Regions from separate parts of the Mus musculus genome. Here all the other regions are linked to region 1. A link is a loop called in an ENCODE intact Hi-C map of the cell type or tissue named here. Cell type or tissue: heart. All regions are shown on one strand. Links, peaks and the distances in the headings refer to the core of each region. The heading gives the core; the rest is flanking DNA.

Region 1 (7,246 bases), core at 1,542-5,541:
TGGAAGTGCTGCAAACAGTACCTGGGACCTCTGCAAGAGCAGCAAGTGCCCTTACCCACTGAGCCACCTCTCCAGCCCCATCTGTTTCCTAATAGAGAATAGTTTGACCTTGGTAAGATGGCTTTTTTAGTCAGCTGTGAATGATTCTTCTCATGAGCTTTGACCCACATCCTAAAGGTCAGATCCATGCTAGTAGCTGGGAAACCATGAGGGCAAGAAAGAAACTGCATTGCCTTTCTTATGATCCCTTAATTAAGGAAAGTGTGTGGCCAGGGTGGTGGCACAGGCCTTTAATCCCAGCACTAGGAGGCAGGCAGATCTCAGAGTTTGAGGCAAACCTGGTCTATAGAGTAAGTTCCAGGGTAGCCAGGGCTTCACAGAGAAACCTTGTCTTAAAAAAACCAAAACCAAAAACAAACAAACAAACAAAAAAGGTGGGGGGGCAGTGTTAGGTAGGGCTTTCTAGATAAGCAGAACCAACAGGACTGTAAAGAGACCTATTATAAAGAGAATTTACTAAGAAGGCTTACAACTCATATGGGCCTTGTAGTCTTAACAATGGCTGTCTGTATGTCTGAGAGCCAGGTAGCTGCTCAGTCACAGAAGCCGGTTGCCTTATAGTCCCAATGTGGTGCTGAAGGCTTAGGAGAGTCCTGGAGAGTCAAGCTGAGTGAGGCTGGAGTCTGACGTCAGTGAAGGGGACAACAGTTGCAGCAATGTGGCAAGGCAAACTATTCAGCCAGTACCCAGACAGGCAATGGAGCTGTACTGGTGTTCTCTGGATCTTTTGCTATCTGGGCCACCTACTAGGAGATGCCCCCACCCACCCTGTTAATCCTTCCTGGAAATGCTCTTGTAGAACTGCCCATAGGTGTGTCTTTAGTTCATTCCAGATTCCATCAAGTTGACAATCAAGATTACCCATCAAGGCTGGCGTGACAGTTGTGGAGTTAAGAGCACTTCTTCTTAACCTGAATTTGTTTCTCGGCACCAAAGTGGGGTATTACCAGTGCTCATAACTACAGCTTCAGGGAATATGACACCCCCCTGACAGATAGACACACACATCAAAATAAAATAAATCTTAAAAAAGTGTTTAAACAGGCAGTGGTGGCACACGCCTTTAATCCCAGCACTTGGGAGGCAGAGGCAGGCAGATTTCTGAGTTCGAGGCCAGCCTGGTCTATAGAGTGAGTACCAGGACAGCTAGAGCTACACAGAGAAACCCTGTCTCGAAAAACCAAAAAAAAAAAAAAAAAAAAAAAAAAAAAAAAAAAAAGAAAAAAGAAAAAAAGTGTTTATCAGTGAGTGAAACATGTATGAGTGGTGTACTCATACCTCTGCTTGTAACAGAGTACCTTACAGTTGATCGTTTATACACAATACAAAATTGCTTCTCACTGTTCCAGAGTCTAGGGAATTCCAGAATCAGTAGATTCCACGTTGGGAAGAGTGGGCCATTCAACGATGACACATTTTTTTTTTATTTTAAGATTTATTTATGTGACTACACTAGCTGTCTTCAGATACACCAGAAGAGAGCATCTGATCCCATTACAGATGGTTGTGAGTCACCATGTAGTTGCCGGGACTTGAACTCAGGACCTCTGGAAGAGCCATCAATGCTCTTAACCACTGAGCCAACTCTCCAGCCCAGAATGGTGACACATTCTTGCTGAGTTCTCTCAATGGGGGAGGGTTAGCCAGAACCCTCTGATCTCATAAGGGCATTCCTTCAAGGCTCAATAATCTCCAAGTCCACTTCTTCCTCACAGTATCACATGGGGGAGGGGGACGGACACAATCAGAAGAGGGTGGCAAACCAGCTGGTTTTTTGGTATTTAAAACGTTTCTTTTGTTGGCTCCCATTCCTGGGAAGTGTACAGACCCAGAGACAGTGTCAAGTTTTCAGAGTCGTATTACAACAGGGCTTGACCTTCAGCAGATGTTAAAGATCAGGGTGATCTAGTAACACTTAACGTTAGCTTGACGGCCGGCAGAAAGGGACATTTGCTTGGTGAATTTCTATCAAAAGCCAGCATTTCTGTTTATGGGTTGGGTCAGATCCTGGAAACAAAAGCAACAGAATCTGTCTGGCATATCGGAATCAGAGAGGTCACCTCTCCTTCCTGGGAACCAACGTGGAAAAGCACAGTTAATTGCTAGGTTTTGAGAGGAAGGTCTTATTTGTGATCTAGGTTGCCTGGGGACTTCCTAAGTAGTCCGAGCTGGCCACAAATTCACTATCTTTCTGTCTGGCCTTCCAGGTGCTGGAATAGCAGGTGTGCACTAACCACCCTTCCGTGTCACTTGTAGTACTTAGTTGGGAATTTTAAAAGAAATACAAGGGGGTGGTGCAGTTGGTCAGACTAAGGCATAGCAAGGTGCCTGACACTTGAAAAATTAACTGCAAATGTTTATTGGCTTTTCACAGTAGATGGAACAACTTCGGGTGAGCTGCATCGTATCTTATTCTTCTAACACAATGCTCCACAGGGAGAATTCAATTTGGTCTTGCTCACGCGAGGCAAGTGCCCCAAAGGTGGAATTCAAATGAATAGAAATGAATAGTGTGTGTGTGTGTGTGTGTGTGTGTGTGTGTGTTTTATTTGCTATCTTGGCTTAATATGAGAGGTTTGTCGATAACTTGGGAGAGCAGATAAGTCTTAAGGGCTTTTGATATCTTACCAGTTAGAAACCAAGCGACAAACAAAAGAAGTTTGAAGTTGAACACAACATTTTACGTCACTTTAGTCAGTTCCTATCCGCTCTGTCTCTCTTCATTCGTCTAAAGTCTGAACGTCGTCGGTGTGGTTTTGAAGCTTCTGCGGAGGCATTCTGTTCAGCAAGCTGAATTTCAAAGCTGCTGGCCAGTAAAAGAAGCAAAATGGGTAGAACGACTTGCCCGCAACAACTTAGCGACGGCAGGACCATTGGGCAAATGGCGACATTCTCGCTAGCCAATCGTGGGGAAGCCCGGAGAGAACGCTCTCCGCATTGGCTAGAGCAAATACCTCGGCCAACAAGGGGTGGGCGTGGCCAGTCCCATGCTGTGGGCGGGACCTCAGCCGGAGCAGAGCGAGCGGCGGTGGGCGTGTCCCACGGTCGCTAGGCGGGGCGCGTGGCCTGGGCGGAGCGAACGGTGTCAGCGGCGGAGCCGGATGCGGGCGGTACTGCTGCCGCCGCCGCGGCCCTAGGGATGGGCGGAGCCCCGGCCGCTGGTGCTGGTGGCCGCCGCCGCTGCCGGAACCTGAGCCGGAGCCGCCGCCTCTGCTGTCGCCGCGCTTCGGCTTCGTTGCTTCGCAAGGCGGCGGGATGCTGGGGAAAGGGGGAGTCGGCGGTGGCGGCGGCACCAAGGCGCCCAAGCCCTCCTTCGTGTCGTACGTACGCCCTGAGGTGAGAGTGCGCCGGGCGAGCGCGGCGGCGGGTGGAGCGGCCGGGGCAGGGGCGCTTCCTGCCGGGGTGCCGGGCGGGGCGCTCTGGGGCCTCCCGGGCTGGCCGCGGCCCGGACCCCTGCGGCAGGCCGGGCAGGTGCTGGGGCAGGGCCCTGTCGCTCGCCACCGCGCCTGTGGGCGGGAGCCGGAGCCCGGGAGGTCCGGCGGCTCCGGCGCCCCAGGTATCCGGGAAGGGAAGAGAAAGCTTGCGTGGTCGGGAACCCGACGGGGTTCCCCCGGCAGCCCGCAGCCCGGTGTGTGTGCTCTGCCCGGGACTTTTCTCCGCGAGTCCTGAGAGTTCGTCTCTGTCGCGGGTGGTGCACTGCTTTGCGTCCGCGCTGCTGTATGTGGGTCGGCCTTGGCCTCTTTCGGTGTCTGCCCAGAGCATCCTCCTCCCGCTTCTTCCCATTTCATCTCCCCCCTTCCAAACTGCAATTCTAGTCGAGAAGTGCATTCACTCGGGAAATACTTTCTGCGCTCCTACTGTGTGCCAGGTACGATCCTGGAAAGCTTGTGCTAAGTATCAGTGAACAGAACAAAGATCGAGCTCCTTGGGAGCTTATGTAAAAAGAAACAAACAGTCAACGATATGCGATTATTAATTGTATAGTACTTAGAAGATGGTGGGGACAAGGAATCCTTTCATTCTTGCAAAGGTGGTATTTCAGTCAGGACGTTAGAGGACGTTAGGTCTAGGTAAGGAGTCCTGGACGGCCCCAGGGAAGGCTGCCAGTTCTGGAGTTCCGTGAATGAGGAGGACATTGAAGAGATCAGAACTAGAGCATGTTGAAGACTTCTGGAGCAGTCGTTCCTTACCTTTTAGTAGACTCCTTCTCATTTTCGATTTGTGAAAGTTGTGTGCGGTTTTTTTTTTCCCTGCTTTTGCAATTTTGTTTGTTTGTCTCTCGATTATGTAGCCTGGCTGTGCTGGAACTCACTATGTAGAGCAGTCTGGCCTCGAAGTCACAGAGCTCTGCTTGCCTCTGCCTCCCGAATGCTAGAACTCAAGGTAGTACGACCATGCCTAGCTTCTGCAATCTGTCTGTGTGCAGGTAGATGCTCTACCAAATTTACTGCCTCCAAATGTCTTCCCACTTCTCACTTGCTAAGGTGGAAAACAGGTGGGCCTGAAATGAGATATCAGAGACCTGGGGCCTGCAGCATTTGCATGTGTGTCTTGAAATCAAGGCATCTAGTGGAGAGTACTAAAATGGAACCTATTTTCAGTCGTAATTTTCAAATAAAAACCACTTCCTCTGTCAGAACTTGATATGGAGAGACAGGGTCACCTTACATTTCACCCTGTAGTCCATAGAGGTAATGTGGTCAGGTTCTCTTTGTCTTTCTTTGATAGCACCCTAGTTGAACGCTAACTGCCTTTGACCTTTAACCTTTAACCTTTCTCATTTAGTGAGAGTAAACTGCAAGTGAAGAGTCTTCTGAAGTCTGGCCAGAGTTCAAGAGTGCGCCAGTCCTTCATCTGACTGTGCAGTTTTTGCCATCAGCGCTGCTCTGTCTCCCTTGAGAGGCAGTAGGGAAAGTGGTAGCTCAGCTCACTGGACTCATGGCTTTGGGGTCTTCTTAGAGGGCAGCTTTGTGTTTTTGTGTCTAAGACCGTGCTGTGAGGATGCTGTGCGTCTTTGTTGTAGTTGGTACTGGCTAAGATTCTCTATTCAACTGTGCATGGTTTATTAAAAGACAATGGTGGGAGGAGGTGAGAAAACAGCTTATTTTTAAGTAGATGGCTTCACTAGCCATCACATTTCCGGAAATGGACAAGCAGCACTGAGATGTTGCTTGCGTGTGACCCAGAGCCCTGAGTCTGATACCTTTCTGGGTCACCTTGGGAGAGCCTCAGAGCACTTTTATGAAGACTGGCATCCACTATTTTTACTCTTCTTCATCTTTGATTGTACTATCTGCCTGCCTTGTGTGTCCTGCGGGTGGTGTGGTGTGTGTGTGTTTTATTTTGGGTGTTTAGCTATCCCACTCTGAACCATACCACTCTGTAGAGACCCATTGTCACCTGACACCCCTTTTCCCTGCATGCAGTTCTGGAGAGAGAACACAGGCCTCCACCATGATAAACAAGTATTCTACCACTGAGCCCCAGGCCAGCCCGCCTTTCTTTGTACCACTTTTCCTAGCTGGTGAGTTTGCAGTTTCTGAGATGCTTTCTTGTTGGCGGATGACGTCGGTGGCCAGAACCCTTTCACCTTTTAATGCAGTTACGCCTGGTCCTGCTGATCAGAAGTGGGAACTCCAGAGGCAGAAGCCTTCACTAAGGCAGAGCACGGTCTGTCAAGAGTCAGCACTGAAGTTGTTAAACATGATCATATTTTTCCCTCTTGTGATCCAAAAGGACTGCAAATGACAGCCTAACATGAAGGGTAATGGTTAACTCTGGCTTTGGGGTCTGTGCCAGAGTAACCGGAACTGGTTTGTCATTGATTTGTCTAAGTCAGTGAGGCTGACGGGTAAGATCCCGAATCACAGCACAGGACCTTTGCTCGTGTTCTGTAATCTCTTCAGAGGGAAGCCGAGATCTGCAGGAGGCAGGAATCTGGGCCCACCTTGCTACTTGATAGCAGATGCCTAGAAACATCTCAGCTCTACTGTCTTCACTCAGCCTCAGGCACAGGTTGCAAGGAATGTCTAGCAGTGTGCAGCAGAGATGTTGAGCTCTGTTCCAGGGGGGCATCTGGTGATAGCTTGAGCACAAAATCACTTTTCATGTGAAAATGGGAAGCCTGTGTGACTTTCTATGTCAGAAGCCACAGTGTTCATTGTAGAAAAATGAGATGAAGTTATGCAAAAAATAAGTACAAGTTAGAAGCTTGTGCTGGTTGTTGTTAGGCCTTGCAGAGGACCGAAGTTTGGTTCTCAGTACCTCACCACTGTAACTCCAGTTCCAGGGCACCTGAGTCACTCTTCTGGCCTCCTAAGATACACACTTGTGGCAGACTTTCACACACACACACAGAAACTTTAAAAAAAACAGTGCCAGCCACACAATGGGCAGAGGACCTTGCTGCCAAGCCTGAGCACTTGAGTGGGCCCTAATGGTGTGGAAGGAGAGAGCCGTTTCTACAAGTTGTCCTTTGACTTCTGCATTATGGCATGTGATCACCCACACACGTACACATACTCTTTAAATTATACATATGTACATATATTAAGAGATTACAAACTTGCTAATTATAATGCATCCTGTTAGATGTATGTGCACAGCATGTGGCTTTGGATGGGGCTTACCAAAATGGAACTAATATTACCAGTCATAATCTCAGCTGCTTTTTAAACCAAAAGTGCACATTGTAAACACCTCTCCATGCCCGTTGTTAAGGCACAGGCAGGCTTTGTGTCTCAGGGAAGACACAGTGATGGGAAAGGCTGGGCAACACAAACAGCCAGAGTGACTGATGGGAGGATTTGGGATTTAGAAACCAACGCTGCGTGACAGTTCTGATTCTTCAACCGTACTGAGAGTTCTTTGCTGAGCCGCCTTGACATTATAAGATAGGTCCATTTTATTTTTGTGTGTGAGTGTTTCCCTTGCACGTGTACTGCATGTGTCCTGGTGCCCGAGGAGGTCAGAGGAGATCATCTGATGCCCCGGAACTGGAGTTATAGATGGTTGTGAGTCACCATTTGGGAGCTAGGAACTGGATCCAGGCTTTCTGCAAGAGCAGCGAATATTCTTCACTGCCGAGGCGTCTCCCCAGGCCTCCTGGTCAGTTTTAAGGCTTAGATAGCTGTGCGGATGTGCAGCGACGGGTTCAGAGGCTTGTACAGTCAGCCAGCCAGGCAGT
Region 2 (7,246 bases), core at 1,743-5,742, 120 kb after region 1:
AGAAGTCAGGACTGGAACTCAAGCAGGTCAGGAAGCAGGAGCTGATGCAGAGGCCATGGAGGGGTGTTCTTTACTGGCTTGCCTCTCCTGGCTTGCTCAGCCTGCTCTCTTATAGAACCAAGACTACCAACCCAGAAATGGTCCCACCCACAAGGGGCCTTTCCCTCTTGATCACTAATTGAGAAAATGCCTTACAGTTGGATCTCATGGAGGCATTTTCTCAACTGAAGCTCCTTTTTTCTGTGATAACCCCAGCTGTGTCAAGTTGACACAAAACTAGCCAGTATAGTGGTGTTTGTCTGAAATGTTACCTCTGGGGAGCCAAAGGCAGGAGGACTGTGAGTTTGAAGCTAGCCTGGGCTACATAGAAAGTTCCCAGGCCAGCCTGGGAACAAAATAACACAAAACTTGTTTGCAGAGAAAAGGGAAACTGTAAGGCATTAACCCAAGTGCTAATTCTTCGTGATCCTAGGACTTCCAGGTAGACACAGGTGCTCCTCAGGCCGCAATCTTGTGGTTGGAGCCCACATGGAACTGGCCAGCTCTGTAGCATGCTTACCCCTGGAAGGGTCAGGGGATGGGGTAACTAGAAGACATACCTGGCACATAGTTGACGGTCAATCAATAAAAAAGGTCATTGTCACTTTAGCAATAAATATTTTTATTTTTAAAAACTTTTTATTGGTGCTTTGTCAATTTCACATAGTGCCCCGGAAATCCTATTCATCTCCCTGACCCTCCATATCTGACCTCGGCCCTTGCAACACACACTCCCATCCAAAGAAAAGAAAAGCACAACAAGAATAGCAAAACCATCTGGTCATGGAAGCTGTAGTGTGTCACAGTGTGTCCCACAGGACACCCTTTTGCCCAAATAGCTTTACTTGCGTATGTTCATTTTAGTGAGTCATTGGTCTGGTTCGAGGCCTCTGGCTGCCTGCTGCACTGTCACTGCTGGATCCTCACTGGGATTCCTCTCAGCTCTCCTCTTCTGGCCCCGTGTCATGGAGATCCTGCGGCTTTGGGTCTGGACAGCCAGCCCCTTCCGAAGCTCCCGAGCTCCAGCAGTTCATCAATGGGGTAGATGTTGGAGTTGGTCAGCTCAAAGCCCTGGATCAGCCTGGATGGCAGCCGAGTTGGTCAGCCCACCCTCTTTCCTGCAACCTGTATTGTACCACCATAGCCAGCTTCCCTGCTTTGCCCAGATGAAAGGTAGGGACAGCTCTCCTGCCTACAGTAGCAGTCAAGGGTCAGGCTTGGCTCTCCTGAGTTCATGCCATTGGGGCCAGCTCTCCTGTGCCCACACCACCAGGGCCAGCTCTACCACGTTACCCCCGTGAGCTCCTGTCTGTCCTCCCCAATGCTGCAGCCAGCGAGGGGTGGGACCAGCTACCCCTAGGAATATTTGTTTCTTAAATCTTCCTCTCCTTGCTCCTCCTTTTCCTTCCTGCTTTTCTTTTTCCTTTCCTCTCCTTTTCCTTTCTTTTCTCTTACTGGGTATGTTAGGAAATCTAATTGGTGAGGAGGGTGCCTTTGGCAGACCCATGTAAAAGGGTGCCCCTGAGAAATTCCACCACACAGACCTGGTGTGAAAGATATTCAGGGAAGAGAGTGGAGTGAGAGCCTGGGAAAGCAGAAGAGGCAGGCAAGTGGGTATGTAGACATGCAGACAGATGGCACGAGGGCAGAGAAAAGGGTGGGGGGCGGGGGAGAGAAAGAGAGGTGTATTATCTACATGGAAAAATTAATGGAGAAATAACAGGAAAACAGGAAAATAAAAAGAAGCAAAATTATTATAAAATTTGAATTGGAAAAATCACGTACCGGCAAGTGAATAGATAGAACCAGATATGGATGGGGGTGGAGTGGGGGGTGGGGGTGGGAATCAAGATGTCTACCGCTGGAAGTTTAAGCCACATTCAAGGTGAAGGTGATGAGGATTCACATTTAAAACAACTGCAGCTGGGTGCTGCTGGTGCTCGCCTTTAGTCCCAGCTTGTGGCAGAGGCAGGATAAACCCTGTTTCCAAAACTAAAAAACAAACAAACAAAAAGCCCTCAAAACCAAAGCAAATAACAAATTGTGATCATTCCTTAGGTACTGCTCCTATCTCATCTATCTATCTATCTATCTATCTATCTATCTATCTATCTATCTATCTATCTATCTAGTGTGTGTTTTATGTCTGCTGTTCTTACCTGTTCATGAACTTGTAGAGGCCAGACGTTGACCTCAGGCATCCTCTTTAACTGTTTCACAGGCTTCCAGGATCTGTCTTTCTTAGCTTCCTAAGGCTGCTATTACAGGAATGTACTTGGTGCTCATGAGTGCTGGGATTTGAACTTTGGTCCTCACGCTAGCTCAGCAAGCTGTTGACCCACTGAGCCATTCGCTGGGCCCTCACACTGTTTCTGAGGCAAGGCTTCTTATTGGGACCTAGGCACTTACCCATTTGCTTGCCCATGTGGCGAGGCTCACTGGCAAGGAAGCCTCCAGGAATCTGCCTCTGCCTCCCAGATGCCAGTTTCTAATTTGTCCTCAAGTACTGTGCCCACTGACTACCTCCCCAACGAAGCTTCACATCTTACCCCATTTAAAAAAAAAAAAAAATCTCCGCAGGGACAGGAGCAACTAGCCGAACAGGCAGAGCCTGTACGCACAGCTTTGTGCTTTTTGGATTTAACCTTCTGAGTTAAATAACCATTTAATTTACAAAGGACATTTAAAGTCAGTTGGCAAAGAATGACCAGAAAGGTGAAGGAACAAAAAGGTGACGTGAATGGGAGAAACTGGCTGAGGACACATTTTTTTTTTTTTTTTTTTTTCAGGAAAAAGGGAAGGTAGCTTGGGGCTGTGGGTGGGAGGACCTACTGGGACTTACTGTCCCCGTAGGAGTTGAGACAACGTATTTGGGCGCGGGGAATATTCTGTCTAAACCTGGCTTACTCACTGCGTATGGTTACTGTTTATTTTAAATAATACTGGACAGACCTACGATACCGTTTTTGGATAATGTTTTCTCATAAGACCCGCCCTTCTACTTCTCCAAACCCTTCTCAGGTTTGGCAGTTTTTCCTTTAACTTGATTTGCACAAACTGCCAAAGGGATTGAACCTAGTAATTACATCGAAAATAGATTTAGGGCTACAAAGACGTGGCATGAAACTCAAGAGGTTTACTGTCGCTATAAAAGAATCCTAAGGTCGGCTGTCCTAACAGTACAGTGCGCCCTGACCACTTTACAGCCGCAGTCGGAGGTAGGAAAGTTTTACAAACACAATTCGTCAATTTGTTTAACCTCTCTACGCCAGAGCACAGTACATGAACAGCTTTAAACGCCCGAGTGTAGATGACTCCTTTTGAAACTCGGGAGTTTCACAGGCGAAGAGCCAAGTCCTCCCCGTAGGTAGTGAGGACCCGGGCTATAGTGGCTGATCCCCAGGGATGCTGAGGTCTCAGTGGGGTCCGCCCTAGCCTGGCCTCGGCTTCTGGGATCCAGGAGAGATCTCACTGGTCGCTGGCGCCAGGCCGGACCTTTAGAGTGAACTGAGAGGCGGATGAAAGCCGGGCAGGTCACCGATCGCAAACCTTTCGTCTCCAGACTCAGGGCCACTAGCGAGTCCAGAAGCTCAAGTGTCCGCCGAAGTGGGAGGCGGCTAGCCACGCCCCCCGCTCGCGCCGCTTCCGGCACCCCGGCCCCGCCCCGCGCCGGCGCTGCCACATCCTCCGGTGACGTCAGCGCGCGCCGCCATATTGGGAAGCGCCACCGCCGCCGCCGCCTCCGCTCGGGCTCCTGGGCTGTGTGGGGGGCCACAGCCGCGGGCTGAAGGCTCCCTTGTGTACCCCATCGACGCCCGGCCCGCCGGCTTCGCCCAGCTCCGGCTCCTCATGACCGCCTTCGGCCCCGCAGCCCACGGACATCGCCCCAGCTCCAAGAATTAACACGGAAGCTCCCGGGGCCGGGGCCGTGAGGGAGAGCCGGCCGGTCCCGCGTCCCTGTCGGTCCGGCGCGGCTCTTGTGCGGGAGCCATGACCTCGCTGACCCAGCGGAGCTCGGGCCTGGTGCAGCGGCGCACCGAGGCCTCCCGGAACGCTGCCGACAAGGAGCGGGCGGCGGGAGGCGGCGGCGGCAGCGGCGAGGACGAGGCGCAGAGCCGCCGCGACGAGCAGGACGACGACGACAAGGGCGACTCCAAGGAAACGCGGCTGACCCTGATGGAGGAGGTGCTCCTGCTGGGCCTCAAGGACCGAGAGGTGCGGGCGCCGCGGCCCCGGCCGGGGTGGCAGCCGGGGTGGCAGCGGGACCCGGGTGGCTCCAGGTGGGGCCCGGGTGGGCGCTGGCCGAGGCCTCACCTGTCCCTGCTTCCGGAGCCCCGCGCCCCTGAGCGCCCTCTCGTCCCAAGGAGTGTGGGAGTCAGCCCTCTCCGGCTGCGCTCCGAGTGCTCCCGATCCTCCCGGTACCAAGTGCTCGCTTGGGTTTTCCCGTCCTCTGCTCACAAGCACTCTTAGTTCCGAAGTCTTGGCGATCTTTGCGTTTCTTCTTCTTCGCCGTCTGCCGCAAATAATGGCAACTCCAACCCAAGACTGTTGAGATCTAAAGACTCGGGGCTACCGCGGCTCCCAAGTATTGAGTTTTTGCAGGTTTTAAGACCCGGGAGAGGTTCGCGGATCTACTTGCTGTCGGCCCTCTTTCTTATGTAAAACTTGAGTTGCGGCGCGCGGTTAAGAAATTAGCAAAGTTGTTTTTACTGGGTATTGTTTTAAAAAGTCAATACTAAGTTGATATAAAACCTAGGAAGTTACTTTTTGGATGAACTTGGTTTGAGCGAGCGATGAGTTAGTTTTGCGGTTAGATCTGCTGTCGTCCTTTCCGTTTTGCCATTTTAAGGGAGGGCTTGTGAAGAGCTGGGAGGAATACCAAGTTTGCGCTTTGATGAAAGACTGCAAAGATTTAGGTAGGCTTAAGTTGTGTTCTGACGTTTGGAAAGGTCACCCCAGATATTTAGGAATTTCACACATATAAGTTGAAAAAGTGCAAGTGTCCGTCTTTTAAATGTCTGGATTCTGTAGTTAATGTTTGATTGATTTTATTAATACCCATCCATCTCTAAAGATGATTATTTTTAAGGGCAGACTTGCAGGATTGGATGTTTCATAAATCATGTATGATGAGGTGGCCCGGAAGTTTGTTTCGTTTCAGTGTGGAAACTCTAGACAACACATTTTGAGAGTCAGACAGAAAGGTATTGGATCTTGTTTTTAAATACGTTTTCAGAATTCAGGAAGGAGGACAAGAAACAAACCAGAACAAAACTCAGTTCATCCTATAAAACAGTTTTTTAGTTCCTCAGACTTAGCAGCGGTAGAGAGCTGAGTTTTTCCAGGGACTGTTTGTGGTTCCCGGATATTAGATACTACCCAGGGAAGTGCTTCTTGATGCCTTAATACCATTCAGCTTGAAGACACTTAATGGCCCTCAGGCTGTGAAAGGGGCACAGTACCTGTTTAATTACAGTTATTATGAGGAATGCGGTGGTGTGTGTTTCATTTTTAGTTGTGGAGTGAAAAGCTAGATGTTAGTGTGTGGCAATGCGATTTTAGAGAGCATTCACTTAGGAAGTAATTAGATTTTGAAAGCAGGCTTCTTGTAATACACATTTATCTTTCCTTCCCTCCTTCCCTACTTTGGAACAAAACAGATTATGAGACATTTCTAGGAAGTACAAGAAAAACAAAATGAAGGTTACATTCCTGGGTCAGCATTTTGGTTCTGTATGCTAGAACTCGGTAAAGCTACAACGGAACAAAAAAAATTATTTTTGGTATTGTCACATTGAGAAACAATGGTGGAAAAATACCTTTTACTTTAGAAGCCTTACTCTGAATTTTTAATATAAAGCTGTTACCAGTTATTTTTCTGTGATTGGTTCCCGTGAAGATAATCTGAAGAATTTTTTGAATTTAATGCTACTACAACATTCAACTAGTTTTGTTTTGTTTTGTTTTTTAAACAATGGAAGTTCTTTGATGGCAGGTAACTGAGACCATCTGTTGTGGTTGTTTTGTATAAGTATACTTCATAAGTCATGGCCAAGGTTCAGCCAGGCACTAATTTGTAGCATGTGGGGGTGGGCACTTGTTTTTAAAAAAATGTAGGTACATATTTTTTCTTTCATCAAGTGTGTACACAGTAGTGACTAGTCCTATAAACCTATCACCCAGTCTATTTGGGGGATGGTCCCCTTGTCTTTTTTTTTTTTTTTTTTTTTTAAAAGACAAAGTCTTGGTTTCCTGGCTCTGTTTCCGTAGCCACTTAAGCTTTGTTCAATTTGTTATTAACTTAGGTTCTAGGGATTGGGAATATACAGCTCGGTTGATAGAGTGCTTTGGATGAAGTTCTGAATTTGATTCCTTCCTCTGCACAGACTGGGCTTGGAAGCCCATCATGCCTATACTTCCACTTGGGAGGCAAGCCTATCAGAAGTTCAGGGTCACCTTCACCTACATAGAAAGTCAGAGGCCAGCCTGGGCTACATGAGAAGCCATTGGCTTCAGATTATTTACATGGAGTTTTGTTTAAAGTCTTTGTTAGGTCTCAAACTCAGGAAGTATAGCTGCTAGCCAAGGTGCCTATCAGAGCAGACACTGGCTACCTGTCTCAGCATCGCCTATACCTGTTAAGAGTCCTGACTCTTCTTAGCACTTTCATCCAGCCCTCCTACCCTCAACCTCTGCAGCCCCTGAGCTTCACTCCCTTCCCTCAGCTGCTCTGCTCTCTATAACCCTGCCTTTTGGCTATGTGGTCTCTTGGCCTCTTGCTCTCTTTGTCTCCTGGCTTACTCCAGCCTCTTGGCTCTTGTTTCTTCTCTCCAGCCTCCTATCCCCCTCACATGCCAGGTTCAGAGTGGACCTTTCCAGATGCCTGTTTATCCCCTCTACACTAAACCTTCCTACTTCAAACCTAGGAACAGTCATGTCCTCATTCAGTCCTGACTATAGTTTTGTTTTATTTTATTTATTTTTTTAGGTTCGAGGTAGCTTTTCAGGTTTTTTCTTTTCTTAAAACATCCAAGGGCTGGAGAGATGGCTCAGGAGTTCAGAGCACTGACTGCTCTTCCAGAGGGTTCAATTCCTAGCAACCACATGGTGGCTCACAACCGTCTGTAATGGGATCCGATGTCCTCTTCTGGTGTATCTGGAGTGTATTTATTTGTATACATAAGTAAATCGTAACAAACAAACAAAC
Region 3 (7,246 bases), core at 1,743-5,742, 370 kb after region 1:
CCCTGGCTAGCATTTGAGAAGCTGACAGGGGAGGGCTGTGACTTCAAGGCCAGTCTGTGCTACATTAGCAAAACCATGCCTTAAGACACTCACTGCACCCCCACAAAGACATGATAACAAGTTTGGACAGGAATGTGAGGAACGAGAATGCTTATATGCTGCTGGTGGGTGTGTCAAATGGTGCAGTTACCATCCCACTTCTGATGCCATTCCTATTTACCTTGCGTTGGCACAGGAGAACTGAAGGCAGGTTTGTGCAAGAAAACCCTGTGTGCTCATATTCATTGCTGTGTTATCTTTAACACTAACCCTATAGCCATCGAGGTGGTTCTGCTTGTAAAGGCTTGCTGCTGAGCCTGACAGCCCAGGGCATCAGTAGAACTAGAGTCACAGAGGGAACCATCTCATGGAAGCTAAAGGAAGCTATCTTCTGACTGCCACATGTGCACTGTGACATGTACACTGTGATATATGTGCACTGTGACATGTGCAGTGTGGCCTGTGCACTGTGGTATATGCAGTCTGGTTCCTCTTAATATAAATGAAATAAAAAAGAAAAGTAAAAACATGGATGGCCCAAATAACCAAGCATTTATCCACTGATGGCCGAGTGGATAAATGCGCTCCTACTTCCCAGAGATCTGTTGAAACACGAAGGGAGAGGAGTTCAGAAACACCGCAGAGTAGAGGAACACAGAAGGCAATAAACTAAGGAAAGCCAAACCACGGCAGACCCCATCCCCAAAACATCCAGACTGCAGAGCATAGGGATAAACGGTAGATGGTGGTTTCCAGGGGCCCAGAGGAAGAGGGAACTGGGCATGACTGGTGTCTTCCCATACATGTGTATGTGTGTGTGATAATATACATATGTGTGTGTGTATTCCTCTTTGAAGAAGTATGAAAATTAGACAGGGCAACTCTTTCTTCTGTGAATGTATATTATAAAGGAAATATTTTACAGAAAGTGAAATATACCCCCAAAAGCTGATATACAACAAAAGCTTACTCCTAAAACTCCTTCATAGTATTGATCACAATTATTTCTAAAATGGGAAGGAAGTCTTCCAAGACACGTCCCAGGGTATCAAGAGGCCCGTGTATCGGGAACATCAGTATTGTCTAATGTGTAGATCCGAAGCTAAAACACAGTAAGTAGCCAGTAAACGTCCTTGCATGGATTAAGACCATAGAGAGGGCTCTCTGCTCCTCCCTGTTCCAGAGACAGCCGCATCTTCTTGTGCAGTGCCAGCCTCGTCCCGTAGACAAAATGGTGAAGGTCGGTGTGAACGGATTTGGCCGTATTGGGCGCCTGGTCACCAGGGCTGCCATTTGCAGTGGCAAAGTGGAGATTGTTGCCATCAACGACCCCTTCATTGACCTCAACTACATGGTCTACATGTTCCAGTATGACTCCACTCACGGCAAATTCAACGGCACAGTCAAGGCCGAGAATGGGAAGCTTGTCATCAACGGGAAGCCCATCACCATCTTCCAGGAGCGAGACCCCACTAACATCAAATGGGGTGAGGCCGGTGCTGAGTATGTCGTGGAGTCTACTGGTGTCTTCACCACCATGGAGAAGGCCGGGGCCCACTTGAAGGGTGGAGCCAAAAGGGTCATCATCTCCGCCCCTTCTGCCGATGCCCCCATGTTTGTGATGGGTGTGAACCACGAGAAATATGACAACTCACTCAAGATTGTCAGCAATGCATCCTGCACCACCAACTGCTTAGCCCCCCTGGCCAAGGTCATCCATGACAACTTTGGCATTGTGGAAGGGCTCATGACCACAGTCCATGCCATCACTGCCACCCAGAAGACTGTGGATGGCCCCTCTGGAAAGCTGTGGTGTGATGGCCGTGGGGCTGCCCAGAACATCATCCCTGCATCCACTGGTGCTGCCAAGGCTGTGGGCAAGGTCATCCCAGAGCTGAACGGGAAGCTCACTGGCATGGCCTTCCGTGTTCCTACCCCCAATGTGTCCGTCGTGGATCTGACGTGCCGCCTGGAGAAACCTGCCAAGTATGATGACATCAAGAAGGTGGTGAAGCAGGCATCTGAGGGCCCACTGAAGGGCATCTTGGGCTACACTGAGGACCAGGTTGTCTCCTGCGACTTCAACAGCAACTCCCACTCTTCCACCTTCGATGCCGGGGCTGGCATTGCTCTCAATGACAACTTTGTCAAGCTCATTTCCTGGTATGACAATGAATACGGCTACAGCAACAGGGTGGTGGACCTCATGGCCTACATGGCCTCCAAGGAGTAAGAAACCCTGGACCACCCACCCCAGCAAGGACACTGAGCAAGAGAGAGGCCCTATCCCAACTCGGCCCCCAACACTGAGCATCTCCCTCACAATTTCCATCCCAGACCCCCATAATAACAGGAGGGGCCTAGGGAGCCCTCCCTACTCTCTTGAATACCATCAATAAAGTTCGCTGCACCCAAAAAAAAAAAAAAAAAAAAAAAGACCATAGAGAGTCAGAGACTGCCTAGGGGTGAGGGAGACAATGCAATCAGTGGATTGCTTACCACACAAGCATGGGGACCTGAGTTCGGTCCCCAGAATCTATGTAAAAAGCTGGATGTGGCAGCATGCGTCTCGAATCCTAGTAGTGATGGGCAGGCAGACACAGGAGGATCCAGAGGCTTGCTGGCCAGCAAACCTTGCATCAAACTGCAAGCAGGGTTTTTTACTCAAATATATTATGAAAGAAAGAAAGAAAGAGAGAGAGAGAGAGAGAGAGAGAGAGAGAGAGAGAGGAGAGAGAGTCTGAGAGGAAGAGGAATGGAGGGAGGGAAAGAGAGAGCTGGTTATTTCAGGCTTAGTGAAGAACTGTCACTTAAGACTGCCAGGGACCCTCACTCCTGCCTTCCCACCGTGGTGGCAGTGAACAGATAGAAAAAGCTCTTTCCCCCTTTGCTCTGGCCCAATTGGAAACCAACACAATAGCCTGAAGAACTGAATGTATGAGGCAGGAGTCACCTCACCTTCTAAGCTGTGGGGTGTGTGTGTGTGTGTGTGTGTGTGTGTGTGTATGTGTGTGTGTGTGTGTGTGTGTGTATGTGTGTGTTCAGGTAATTATCCCATATGAACCAGACACTTTTTCAACACCTCTCCTTTCTGTTTACACCCATGCTCCATTATTTTCTGTCTTTCTAATTAAAAAGGAATACATGTCCCCAAATCATAAGAATTATGTCTCCCTTCGCCGAGTAACTGAAGGCCAACTGAATTTGAACCGCTTCCTTTCACAAGCTGTAACCCCGGGTCTCTCCATTCATTGAAACTAAAAGAAAGAAAAAGCTTTCGTTTTGTTCAGCACCTGTTAAAACACACCAGAAGAAACAAGAACAACCTTTTCTAAAAAGCAATCTACACATGCCAGACAGCCAAGAGACGACTAAGACTGCCATTGTTTAATGTGTAACAGCCACAGAACCGCCTCTTCACCTGGCTAGCACTAGGTGCTATTGTAGGGTCTCACCAAATGGTAGGCAGCACCTTACAGCACATTTCTTACCACATTTCTTGCCCTGCGTGCCATCACAAAATAAACTTAATTAAACAGTGCCCTCCAGAGGCCACTGGGAATTTAACTGTCCTGACAGATTCTGGAAAAAGTCCAAAGAAAAGGCAATTTAATTTTCTTTTGTGTTTATGTGGAGTCAGTACTTGGGCATGGCGTCCCTCGGTGGATGAGAACCAGCTCTGTCTGTCTCCACAGTGGACCTCTGACCGGGGTTAATCTGTTGGCAAAACATCCTTTACGAGGACGAGGAAATATCAAGGAACACTGCAGCTGGGCATGGTGGGAACTGGTGGTGCCTCCCCTGTCCTCCTGGGAACCGTCCCAGGCTGCATGCCTAAGCTGTGTCCCTCTGAATGAGCTGGCTTTCTCTCTCCTGTGACAACTGTGTGCTTTGCTCCAGCGGCTTCTGGGACCTGATTCCATGAGACCTTTCAGTCTGTTTACACCGCTGAGCAGCCTGGCCTTATCCGCTCAACTTAAACTCCCAGGAGACCAATCCAGCTGTCAATCAAGCCTCCAGGCAGGATCAGGATTGAGGTTATCGATCACATGTGGAATGGCCGATAGGTAGAGGTTGGGATGGGGATTTGGAGGTGGAAGGAGAAAGGGCCAGAACCCCGAGGTACAAAACAAGTTAGAATACCCAGCACTTCACGCAAGAAGGGGACTAGTGCTTCAAAGAATGTTTTTCTACTATGCATGAGCCACTGTTTCTAGAGGGTACCATGCACCACTGTTCATGAACTCCTAAACATCACTTCATCTAATCCCCTCAGCCTCCCATAGGGTCCGTCCTGTATCGGCCTTATCTTCACAAGGACCTACTGGCAACAATGTCTACATGTTTAGCGGTTCCCCCCCACCCCAGGCTTATTTCCATTTGAAAGTGTGATCCAAAGCTTAGCAAGGTTGAGCCAAGGTCTAAACCAGAGCTTCATATGCTGATGCTGAGCTGTCAGCATTATCCACCTTCTCTACCCCCCCCCCGGGGGGGGGGCAGCCCTTACAGCAGCTACAGAAACCCCACCAGAACAGATCTCATTCTCAGGGAGATGCAATCACGAGGAAGGTGTGATTCCCGCATGGAGAACAGTGAGTAGAGACTAGGAGGGAATTATTACTGACCAGGTCACTCTTTTCTCTCACTGTGTAACAAATGCCGCGCATGCAGAGGCTTTGGGGAGACACCCATCATTCATGTGTTCAATATGGTTTTTATTCTGTACATGGATGCTTTGTTTGCACACATGCCTTGTAGCCTCAGAGGCCAGTAGAGGGCGCTGGATCCCTGGGACTGGAGTTATAGATGGTTGTGAGTCTCCCTGTAAGCGGTAGGGATTGAACTTGGATTCTCTGGGAGAGAACATCTGCGGAGCCATCTCTGCAGCCCTTGCTGTGGTTCTTAGGGGAGAAATCAAGTCACAGGGTAGACTGGCTCTGCTCAGCAGGGCATAAGGCTGGCAAGGGATGCTGGCTGGGGCTGCCAAACCATCTCATCTACAGCTCAGGCCCTCCAAGATCCCCCTGTGGCTGCCAGAATCCAGTCATTCACACTTGTAGGATTAAAGTCCCATCCCTGACTATTCGCTTGGGTATCTGAGTTCCTTCAGGCCAGATGGGAACACTATCCCGATGCTTTCTGCTTCTGGCTAAACTGCTTGGGGAGGGTTCATGCGATTCGGTGAGACCCCACCCTGACCATTTCACTTTCTTAAAGTCACCTATGCTATGAACTATGACCTAATCATGACATCAAGCTTAGATTCTGTTGCAGGGGCTATGAGGGCCCAGACATGGCACAAGGGTGAAATCTCAGGACATTTTAGAAACCCATCTATCTCCTACCTCCTGATTAAATACACAATGTTAAGCCAGGCGTGGTGGTGCACTCCTTTAATCTCAGCACTCGGGAGGCAGAGGCAGGCAGATTTCTGAGTTCGAGGCCAGCCTGGTCTACAAAGTGAGTTCCAGGACAGCCAGGGCTATAAAAAGAAACCCTGTCTCAAAAAAAAAAAACATAAACAAATAAATAAAATAAATAAATAAACACACAATGTTGTCTACAGGAGTGGGGAGAGGTAAGATCTCTGGGGGGGGGCACTCGAACTGGACTTAGAAGGATGGAATTCCGTGGAAAAGACAGCATCCCCTTGGTGGCCTTAGAAAATGCAACATCATCACTAAGGAGCTGGTGTGGAAAGTGTGACAGGTAAACATTTCAAAAGTATCACAAGAAGTTTCCACTATCAGGCGGTAGAGGGGACCAGTCAGGAAATGACACAGTGCTGCCGGACAGCAGGAGGCACGGAAAGGAAATGTGGGCAGACATGTACAGCCACAGTAAACTGGCTCAGGTAAAAAGATTACTGGTAGGTGGGGTTTTTATAGTCACACTGAAATTTAGAAAGAGTTAAGATATAACTTTGTTGCCCCACGTTCAAAGAAACGGTAGTTGAAGTAAAATCTGAAATCACAGAGAGGAATTTAAAAAATATAATCTTGCAAATAGGCAGGAGGATGTCAGGTCTTTGGGAAGACGGTATCAGTGTAAGGAAAAAGACTGTCATAAAAGAAGCAACAAACTGAGGTTGGGGGAAGTCAGTCAGTGTTAGAGGGCTTGTCTGGAACACACATGGCTCTGGGTCCCACCCCTAGCACCACAAACACAAAGTGACAAACTGACCAAGCAAAACCCAGCCACTCTCATCCATAAAAACCCTTAAAACTTCAAGACAGCAGTGACATTCACTTTTACAAGATTGGAGGAAATTTTAACCATCTGTAGAAAAGGATTAAAATCAGTAACTTCCAAATGCCTATCCAGTCAGTGTTCAGGGTCCTCACTTAGGGGATAAGGACAATAGGTCAGTTAGGTGACCTGTTAGACAAACAAATGAACTGAACATGATTTCTAAGCATCCGGTGGTAATAGTAAGCTGCAGTTATAACCATGAGGCCAGTGCCAAGCTGCACGCCTGTAACCACAACACTCTGGTAGCTTGGGCAGGAGGCTAGTGAATTCAAGGTCAGCCTAGGCTACAAAGCAAAACTCCATCTCAAACACACACACACACACACATACACACACACACACACACACAAACACACATCATACACAGACACCACACACACACACACACACACACACACACACATCACACCACACACTCATACATATACCACTCATACATACAGACACCACACACACATACACACCATACACACACACACAAACACACACATGCACATATCACACACATACACAAACACATACCATACATACATACTACACACATATACGCACACATACACACACCACACACACACACACACATACACTTATATCACACACACATACACACACCACACACACATGCACACATCACAGACACATATACCACACACACACCACACCACACACCATTGTTCCCCCAACCCCTCCTCATAAAACAAGCCACACGTCTATTAAGTAAACTTCCATGTAAGTCAGAGTGTCCAATCTAAACATGCTATGGCACACTATCAATCATGTATTATTTGTAGCAAAATAAATCAGTAAACAATTCATGGGAATAACTTAGTGACAATATCCTTAGACACATTATGTTCATTCCAAAGAACATGACCAAAGAGGCTGACTTGAAAGCACTGCAAATGGAATGCTAATAAGTACAGCACTGAAACCAGAAGAACACTCACTCATGGAG

The links. Peaks named below come from ENCODE experiments on the same cell type or tissue, not always from the same donor. Only the 100,000 strongest peaks of a DNase experiment are listed, where the experiment ranks them.
Region 2: a loop joins it to region 1, with 5 times the contacts of the local background. A loop is called at or near these places in 12 of 42 quality-filtered maps.
Region 3: it touches region 1 in a loop (2.2-fold over the local background); 12 of 42 quality-filtered maps call a loop at or near these places.

What each region holds. Positions count from the first base shown.
Region 1 is chr15:12,201,884-12,209,129 of GRCm38, forward strand. Mtmr12 (myotubularin related protein 12) reads left to right here and starts at 3,145. Exons shown (of 16, transcript NM_172958.4): 1 at 3,145-3,396. The coding sequence starts at 3,316. In heart, for the core only: a CTCF peak has its summit at 3,149; a DNase peak (open chromatin) is centred at 3,118; H3K4me3 peaks cover 3,235 bases; H3K27ac peaks cover 2,485 bases.
Region 2 is chr15:12,317,703-12,324,948 of GRCm38, forward strand. It overlaps Golph3 (golgi phosphoprotein 3), which reads left to right and starts at 3,794. Exons shown (of 4, transcript NM_025673.2): 1 at 3,794-4,254. The coding sequence starts at 4,030. Gm52210 (a long non-coding RNA gene) reads right to left here and starts at 2,876. Exons shown (of 2, transcript XR_003951630.1): 1 at 2,199-2,876; 2 at 641-2,031. In heart, for the core only: no CTCF peak of the experiment used is centred there; DNase peaks (open chromatin) are centred at 3,709 and 4,339; H3K4me3 peaks cover 3,259 bases; H3K27ac peaks cover 2,478 bases.
Region 3 is chr15:12,573,619-12,580,864 of GRCm38, forward strand. All of the region lies in intron 3 of Pdzd2 (PDZ domain containing 2), which reads right to left. It also overlaps the pseudogene Gm2606. Among named protein-coding and RNA genes, the nearest start is that of Gm41273, 74 kb to the right of the region's middle. In heart, for the core only: CTCF peaks have their summits at 3,600 (motif pointing left) and 4,812 (motif pointing right); a DNase peak (open chromatin) is centred at 3,873; H3K4me3 peaks cover 330 bases; H3K27ac peaks cover 579 bases.